Regions from separate parts of the Homo sapiens genome. Here region 2 is linked to region 1. A link is a contact called in ENCODE Hi-C or POLR2A ChIA-PET data. All regions are on one chromosome and are shown on one strand. The core of a region is the stretch at or near the end of the contact, and the rest is flanking DNA. Distances in the headings are between cores, read along the strand shown. Region 1 has its middle 17 kb from the start of ASCC2. Region 2 overlaps ZMAT5 (zinc finger matrin-type 5).

Evidence for each region. A loop is a pair of places that touch in the nucleus more often than their neighbours do. ChIA-PET counts read pairs that join two places held with the same protein, here RNA polymerase II (POLR2A).
Region 2: a loop to region 1 is called in a map of stomach, with 2.0 times the contacts of the local background. The contact joins two enhancer-like sites. A Hi-C loop is called at or near these places in 1 of 168 maps with a recorded cell type or tissue (stomach). POLR2A ChIA-PET finds 5 or more read pairs at or near these places in 2 of 52 experiments (K562 and RWPE1).

The regions. Positions count from the first base shown.
Region 1 is chr22:29,853,270-29,857,645 of GRCh38, reverse strand. No RefSeq gene overlaps it. Among named protein-coding and RNA genes, the nearest start is that of ASCC2, 17 kb to the right of the region's middle. Within about 2 kb of position 1,730, at least 8 of the 41 ENCODE cell types and tissues checked have a DNase peak (open chromatin) inside an H3K27ac peak, as active enhancers do.
Region 2 is chr22:29,749,483-29,753,858 of GRCh38, reverse strand. The region is part of intron 1 of ZMAT5 (zinc finger matrin-type 5); the gene reads left to right. Among named protein-coding and RNA genes, the nearest start is that of ZMAT5, 15 kb to the left of the region's middle. Within about 2 kb of position 2,583, at least 5 of the 41 ENCODE cell types and tissues checked have a DNase peak (open chromatin) inside an H3K27ac peak, as active enhancers do.

The DNA of each region.
Region 1 (4,376 bases), core at 481-2,980:
TAGACATGGGAGACTTTTCATTTTGTTCTGTACTAAGAAAAATTCTTCTGCCTTGGGGAAAAAAAATAAAAATAAAAATAAAAATAAAAATAAAAATATTAGCTGGGCGTGGTGGCGTGCGCCTGTAGTCCCAGCTACTCGGGAGGCTGAGGCAGGAGAATCACTTGAACCCAGGAGGCGGAGGTTGCAGTGAGCTGAGATCGCGCCACTGCACTCCAGCTTGGGCAACAGAGCGAGACTGTCTCAAAAAAAAAAAGTAAGAGGGTAGAAAGAACATATGCTGCCACTTGGGAAAATATATGGCTGGAGGAAAATAAACAATGCTTATATTGTTAGATTGTTGCATATTTATTTTCTTTCCATTTTTAATAATACAGTCTTTTTAAATTTGTGGTTATGTGAGTCTAAAATATTTGTGTATGTAAGTATATATTTGATGTATTAACATAATAATATTAACATACCATATTAACATACCGTAACACATGAACTAATTATTTTTCCATTTTTTATTTTTTTAGAGATGGGGTCTCACTATGTTGCCCAGGCTGGAGTGCAATTGCTGTTCACAGGTGTGATCATAGTACACTGCAGCCTCAAACTCCTGGCCTCAAGATGTCCTCCCATCTTGGTCTACCAAGCAGCTGGAATTATAGACGTGGCTTTCACTTTTATATATAATATAAAACCTGAGATTTCATTAACTCCCAATGTACCCTCAATTCAAATTATTAGACACTTTGAAGCCAGCTAATATTTATTCAACAAATACTGAGCACCTTCTCTGTGCCAGACACAAGCCTTGGCCCTGAGGACATGATTGGTGAACTAGACATAGTACTTGAATGTCTAGGAATTTATCACCTGCTGCGAGGGACAAACACATCAATAGACGAGTACAAGGCAATGTGCTAAGGTTTATTTTAGGCAACTTGGGAACTTACAGGAGGAACCTTACTCAGTTTGAGAAAGTCAGAAGGGCTTCCTAGAGGACATGGCACTCAGCTGAGACCTGAAAGATGATTCTAAGTATACCAGGTACAAGGGGAACAGGAGTAGGAAGAACATCTCCTGCAGTGGGACCAGCTGGGATACAGGCATGGGAGCTAGAGGGGTGAGATGGTCATGGAGTCACAGTTGACTCAACGGTGGGTGTTTATGGGACAAGATAAGATACAGTTGAAGAGGTTTAAATGCCCCACACAGTTCCTTGAACTGCCATGGAGAACCATTACAAAATATCAATCTGGGGCTCGTCAGTAACCATTCTATTTTGTTCCAAATTGCCCAGATATGCCTAACCATAAACTGAGATATTGACAAATATGTATAAACTGGGCTGTTTTCATGCCCTGCTGGCACTGCTGATTTTCTGTTACGGAGCTAAAGGATTGTCAAAGGCAAAAAGTATTGGGCCTGCGGGTCTCATTGGCAATCCACAAGGAGCAAGCTTTCAGCCCGGGGAAGTGGCCAAGGGCCCTATTAGGAGGAGGACACAGTAGGTGGCTGGGCAGGGGCCAGAGGGATGAGAAAATGAGGCACTCATCCAAACAGCGTCAGGGATTATCAGTGGGCATTGGCAGAGGGCACAGAGCCCAGGGGAGCAGAGACGTATTATGACATGTCTGTCTATAGTCAGTAGGGAAACAGCAAGGCCACTAGAGACAAGGAGACAGCCCATTCTCCAGCTTCCTCTTACTATCTCTGCAAAAGCTGCTTTGTGCCTTGTCACTGGCAAGCCACCCCAATGAAACACTCGATGACCGAGTGGCGTTGAGAACACACCAGTAGTAGCCTGATACATTGGTCAGAACCACAGGAGCTCAGCTAGAGGCATAGCCGCCTTCTCTCTTTGGCTGGTGACATGTTGATAAAGTTCTCAAGTCCTGCAGTCAGCCCCTGACAGCTTCTCTGGGCAACGGTTCATGTTGGGACGCTTCTGCCACCCTCCTGCCCACCCCAGGCACAGCAGCTGGCGGGCTGCTGCCTCCTGCCAGGAAAGGTCTGGACCTCGCTGGAAATTCAGAAGCTTGACTTTCAGTCCCTTAGTGCAGCATCCTCTGAGCACAGCCCCTGATCAGCAGGCAGGAGGCCAATTTAAAAACACAAAACATACTTATTTCTCACATGTCTAAAAAGTGTATAGACAAATCTAAATCTCAGACCAGGTAAAATCTTTGACTTATCCTAGATTCCCCTAAAAGTAGAGTCTGAGTCCGGGCAGGATGGCTCACGCCTATAATCCCAGCACTTTGGGAGGCTGAGGCAGGCAGATCACCTGAGGTCAGGAGTTCAAGACCAGCCTGGCCAACATGGCGAAACCCTGTCTCTACTAAAAATACAAAAATTAGCCGAGTGTGGTGGCACATGCCTATAGTCCCGGCTACTCAGGAGGCTGAGGCAGGAGAATCACTTGAACCCGGGAGGCGGAGATTGCAGTGAGCCAAGATCACATGACTCCACTCCAGCCTGGGCAACAGAGCAACTCAGTCTTAAAAAAAAAAAAAGAAAAAAAATTGTCTTGGTGCAGTGGATCACGCCTGTAATCCCAGCACTTTGGGAGACCGAGGCGGGCAGATCATGAGGTCAAGAGATCGAGACCATCCTGGCCAACATGGTGAAACCTTGTCTCTACTAAAAATACAAAAATTAGCTGGGCGCTGTGGTGCGCACTTGTAGTCCCAGCTACTTGGGAGGCTGAGGCAGAAGAATCACTTGAACCTGGGAGGCAGAGGTTGCAGTGAGCTGCGACTGCGCCACTGCACTCTAGCCTGGTGACAGAGCGAGAGTCTACCTCAGAAAACAATACAAAAAACAAACAAACAAAATCAGTCTCAGTATTCTGTTATAGCAACACAAAATGGACTAAGACATGTGTTCAGCATCCCTCCCTCCATTTCTGGGAACAGCATCTCTATTTTGGGATTGGGAAACCACTCTCTCACTTCCAGTTCCTGTGATTGGGTGAGGCTAACCTCTCCTCGTTCCCAAGACACCAACTCCAAGGGTTGCTCAAGTCCCAGGTCCAGCCGATCAACACAGCCTGTTCCTCCCTGCCAGCTACAATGATGAGTTCAGGACCAGTCCCTAGATCATAGGTGCTTAGATCTTCATTTCAGTACTCACACAGCCATGTATTTTGGGAATGCGATTCCATCCCATGGGTAGGACCTGAGAGGCTTAAACTAACCAGTTTAAGTACATCCATTCCACTGAATGAAGACACTAATTTTGGAGTGAGCATGTGACCAAAGTGGCCCAGCCAGCCTGACTCTCAAGACTGCCTTGGAATGCTGGAACACGTGTGTTCTTTCTGTGCTCATGGGAAGAAGGAAACCCATGGTGCCAGCTGCTGCTGGAGGGCATCTTAAGACCCCAAGGTGAACCAGTCTCAGTAGAACACCTCACTATATATGGCAGAGCACAAAGACAAAACCAGTGCCTGAGGACACAGGTGAGTTGTTGCATCAGCCAAACTCGAAGCTCGACTTACTTCTGGATCTCCAGTTATGTGAATCAATCGTTCCCCTTCACTGTTTAAGTCCATTTATGGTGGATATTTTGCTACCTGCAAGCTGAATGCAAACCTAACCAAGCCTGAACTTAAACCTAAAAGAGAACCATTAGTTCATGTAATAGAAAGGTCCCAGGCTGGATGCGGTGGCTCATGCCTGTAATCCCAGCACTTTGGGAGGCCGAGGCAGGTGGATCACCTGAGGTAAGAGTTGGAGACCAGCCTGGCCAACATGGTGAAAGCCCGTCTCTACTAAGAATACAAAAATTAGCCCGGCATGGTGGCACATGCCTGTAATCCCAGCTACTTGGGAGGCTGGGGTAGGAGAATTGCTTGAATCCAGGAGGTGGGGGCTGAAGTGAGCCAAGATCGTGCCACTGCACTCCAGCCTGGGTAACAGTCGGAGACTCTGTCTCAAAAAATAAATAAATAGAAGAAAAGTCCCAGGGTAGAGACACTCCGAATAAGCTGAGGCTTTACATCCATGATCTCATTTGATTGCCTTCTCATACTGGTGACTACTATTCAGATCCCCCTTCAGTAGATGAGAAAAAAAAATATTTAAAAAATTGATGGCACTTACCCAGTAGTTCTCAAGCAGAAGAAATGTTGTGCCCCTCCCCCCAACCCAGGAGACTAGGGACACTGGATAATGTCTACAGACATTTTTGGTTGTTGTAACTTGGGGGTGGGGAAGGGGAAGGAGGGAGCTGTGGTACTGGCACCTGGTGAGTAGAAGCCAGAAATGGTACTCAATATCCTATAATGCATGGAACAGTCTCCCACAACAAGGAATTATCCAGGCCAAAATGTCAGTAGAGCTGACATTGAGAAACCCTGCTTGATTAAATCCAGGGTCACT
Region 2 (4,376 bases), core at 1,334-3,833, 100 kb after region 1:
ATCTTGTTGAAGGCCAGCCTCTGTCTGGGAACATGGCCTCAGGCACATGCCTGTGGGGACAGGACTGTGAAGTAGGTAGAATGTGTGCCCCCTCACCCCAATGCCATCCCTGGGCAGTGGGGGCTCTGCACAGCTGGTTCTTTTTTGTTGTTGTTGTTTTTGCTTTTTTTGAGAGGGAGTCTTGCTCTGTCACCCAGGCTGGAGAGCAGTGGTTCGATCTCGGCTCACTGCAACCTTCGCCTCCTGGATTCAAGTGATTGTCCTGCCTCAGCCTCCCGAGTAGCTGGGATTACAGGCATGCGCCACCACACCCGGCAATTTTTTTTTTCTTTTTCAGATGGAGTCTTGCTCTGTCACCCAGGCTGGGGTGCAGTGGTGCGATCTCTGCTTACTGCAACCTCTGCCTCCTGGGTTCAAGCAATTCTTCTGCCTCAGCCTTCTGAGTAGCTGGGACTACAGGCACACGCCACTATGCCCAGCTAATTTTTGTATTTTTAGTAGAGACAGGGTTTCACTGTGTTGGCCAGGCTGGTCTCTAACTCCTGACCTCACTATCCACCCTCCTCAGCCTCCCAAAGTGTTGGGATTATGGGCGTGAGCCACCACGCCTGGCCTGAACACTGTTATTATCCCAGTTTTCATAGCAGGAAAACAAGGCCAGAAATGCCAGTATCACTGAGTGAGAAAATTAGGAAGCAGTAGCGACTGGATGTAAGCCCTGACATCTGACTCCAGAGCCAGCTCTTAACTCTGTCCCCGGACAGCCTCCCCAGGCACAGAAATGCAGAGATAGCTGGTCCTGATGCTCAGTGCTGTCCCCAGGCTGGGTATCCCGCTCTCGGAGGTGAGATGGGGGTGCTGTGACCTGCTTCTTAGGGTGAGAGGGTCAGGGAGGGGCCTGCCCAGGTGGTGCTCAGTGAGCATGCTTTCCCGTCCCAGAGGGACTGTGCTGCCCGTTGGTCTCCCTGGCCTGACACTGCACATGTGTCTGTGACAGGTAGATAGAAAGCATTGCCGGCTTGGTGCGGTGGCTCTCGACTGTAATCCCAGCACTGCAGGAGGCAGAGGTGGGAGGATCACTTGAGCTCAGGAGTTTGAGACCAACCTGGGCAACATGGCGAGACCAATATTTACATTTTTTAAAAAAGCGTTATTTTGGGCATCTTCTCATCTGATCACTGGATATTAGAACCAGAGAGGCCTTTAGAGATCAACTGGTCCTGCCACTGCAGCTTCCCACATGGGGAAACTGAGGCCCAGAGAGGGCAAGTGGCTGAGTCACAGACTGAGCCACGTGGCAGAGCTGGGACTGGAATGTGGGGTCGTGTTGACCCATCCAGGATGGCCGAACACTTCTCATGTGCTAGATGATGGGTGGGCAGAGGAGGGCATGGGTGGGCAGCCATGGCCCTGAGCTGAGGCTGACAAGGTGATGAAGTGAAGGGAACCATTAGCTGGTTTGCCCCCCATGGAGTGGAGGGGGTGAGAGAGAGGGGGGAAAACATGAACACCCACACATATACACACACATACAGCCCACCAAAGGGGCTTACCATTTGGGTCAGAGTGTGGCTGGGGAGGCAGGCCGAGGAGCGTGTGGTCCAGTTTCCTGGTGGGCTGGTGTTTGGGACAGCTAGCACGGCAGCATGAAGACAGGCTTTCCTGGCAGACCTGAGCCCCAGGTACCCTGAGGCCTGCTCTGCCCTTCCTATGTGTGTGAGCTGGGGCCCCTCATGGCACCTGTCTGGGCCTCAGTTGCCTCATTCATGAATGAGATTATAATCCACACCTCTTGGGGCTTGAAGGGGCTAGCATGGTCCTAGGGTGTAGCTAGTGATTAATAAAGGAAAATTGTCATTATTATGATTTGTTGGAAGGAGACTTTTTTTTTTTGGATGGGGGTCTTGCTGTGTTGTCCAGGCTGGAGTACAATGGCTCAGTCTCAGTTCACTGCAGCCTCTGCCTCCTGGGCTCAAGCCAGCCTCCTGCCTCACTTCCTGAGTAGCTGGGAATACAGGCATGTGCCACCACACTCAGCTGATTTTTGCATTTTTTGTACAGATGGGGTTTCACTCTATTGCCCAGGCTGGTCTTGAACTCCTGGTCTCAAGCAATCGACCCATCTCGGCCTCCCAAAATGCTGGGATTAAGGAGGAGACTTTCATTATGTGATCAGGAGTGGGGACCCTAGAGGCCTGCTACCTGGATTCCAAGCCCAGCGGGGCTCCTTCCTAGCAGTGTGACCTTGGCTAAGTCACTTCATTTCTGGAACCTGAGTGCCCCCATCTAAAAAGGCATAACAGGCCCTCCCCCACAGGTTGTCCTGGGGATTAAATGAGATGATGCATATAGAGCTTTCAGCTTAGTGCCAGCACGTAGTAGGTATTCAATAAACCACTAGCCCTAATAATAGGTAATATTTATTGAGCACTTGCTTAATGCCAGGTATTATCAGCATCATTTTCACCATCTGCATTAGGAAACTTCTCTGTACCACTTCCTGATCAAGCAGCCATTGCCTCATATTCCCACAGTGAACGTAGAGGCCTAGAGACAGGAAGTGACTTGCCCAAGGTCACACAGGCAGCTTTTCAATGCCTGTGTGGTTTTGTCTATCTAAGTAGGCCGCAGAGCCACCGTTCTGTTCCAGTCTCCCAGAGAACCACCCTCCCTGTCCCCTCCCTTCCCCATTACTCTCCAGCGCCAGCAAGCTTCTGGGAGCTTCAAGCTTTCTGAATGGCTTGGTTTAGCACTCGGCCGTTAAACGTTCATCTCTTACAATTTCAATCCAATTCCTATAAGTTTATTGACAAGATGGGGTGTATTAGAGCTGCCAAATTTAATATATCAAGTGTGCGTGTCTGGGACACGGTCCCTCTGCAGTAATGGGAGAAGAGAGGTTTTATATGTTTTCATTTTGAATGACTGTCTGTTCCTGATCCCATTACAGCCCCTGACTTAATGGCTGCTGTCCCTGTCTGCTGCAAGAATGGCTTTCTCCATCAACCTGCTTGGCTGTTGGGACTGTCTCTGTGTCTCTCCCCAGTCTCCTCCTCCTGAGCTGTGTTCCCCCATTGGTCCACTGTGGTGATCAGGTCCTGGGAGTCCAGGGCTTTGGCTGCTAGCCCGGATAGCTACCTTGTGACCTGGGGGAAATCATTTCTCTTCCTCATCTGGGCCTCAGGAACCTTTTCTGTGAAGTGAGGGGTCTGACCACAGGGTGAGCAGTTGGTCTGGGCTCAGCCTTGGCAGATCCCCCTTGGTGGCCCAAAGTGGACCTGTCTGTCCTCCTGTTTTGCAGCACCATACTCATGGACCCAAGGGCTGGCCATGAGAGTCACTGAATTGCCACCCACCTTGGGCTGCAGATCTCCTGGGTCAGGAGTGGTGGCTGTGGTCACCATGGCTGAGGGGTCTTAAGACCCCAAAATGTTTTCATTTCCCTCTGTGACTGGATTCGGACCTGCCACCTGATAATTTAGTGATCTCCTTGGGAAGCTGTCAGCATTCACTGCCTGCGCCCTCTGGCTTCTCTAAGCCTTGAACTGGCTGTGGAAGAGAGGACACCTGGCAATGTAACGTTAGGGGACTGGGTTTGCCTTCTGCTTATCAGCTGTGTGACCTTGGGCAAATCACACTCCCTCTCTGAACCTCAGTTGTCCCAAAGGGAAAATGAGAATTGATACATTTAACAAGTACTTCAATGCCTACTCTGTACTGTGCACTATTTTAGGTGCTGGGGCTCCAGCAGTAAACAAAACACAAACCTGCCCTCATGGGTTTATATTCTCATTGTGGGAGAAAGACAGTAAACATAACAAGTAACTTATTGCATGAAGGGTGTATTAGTCCGTTCTCACATTGCTATAAGGAAATACCCAAGACTGGGTAATTTACAAAGGAAAGAGGTTTAAGTGACTCACAGTTCTGCATGGCTGGGAAGGCCTCAGGAAACTTACAATCATGGCAGAAGGGAAAGGGGAGGCAGGCACCTTCTTCACAAGGCAGCAGGAGAGAGAAGTGCTGAGCAAAGCACGAAGAGCCCCTTATAAAACCATCAGATCCTGTGAGAACTCTTCACTATCATGAGAACAGCATGGGGGAAACCACCCCCATGTCAGTTACCCCCACCTGGTCTCTCCCTGGACACCTGGGGATTATGGGGATTACAATTCGAGATGAGATTTGGGTGGGGATACAAAGCCTCACCATATCAAAGGGTGATACATGCTATGAGGGAAAATAAAGCAGGGAGTGGAGGAAGCTAAGTGGAAGATTCTGCCATCTTGGATAAAGTAGCATTGGAGCAAAGATGGAAGGGGTCAGGAGGGGAAGTGAGGCGGGAGTTTGCAGGAGGGCATACCCCTCCCTGGGGA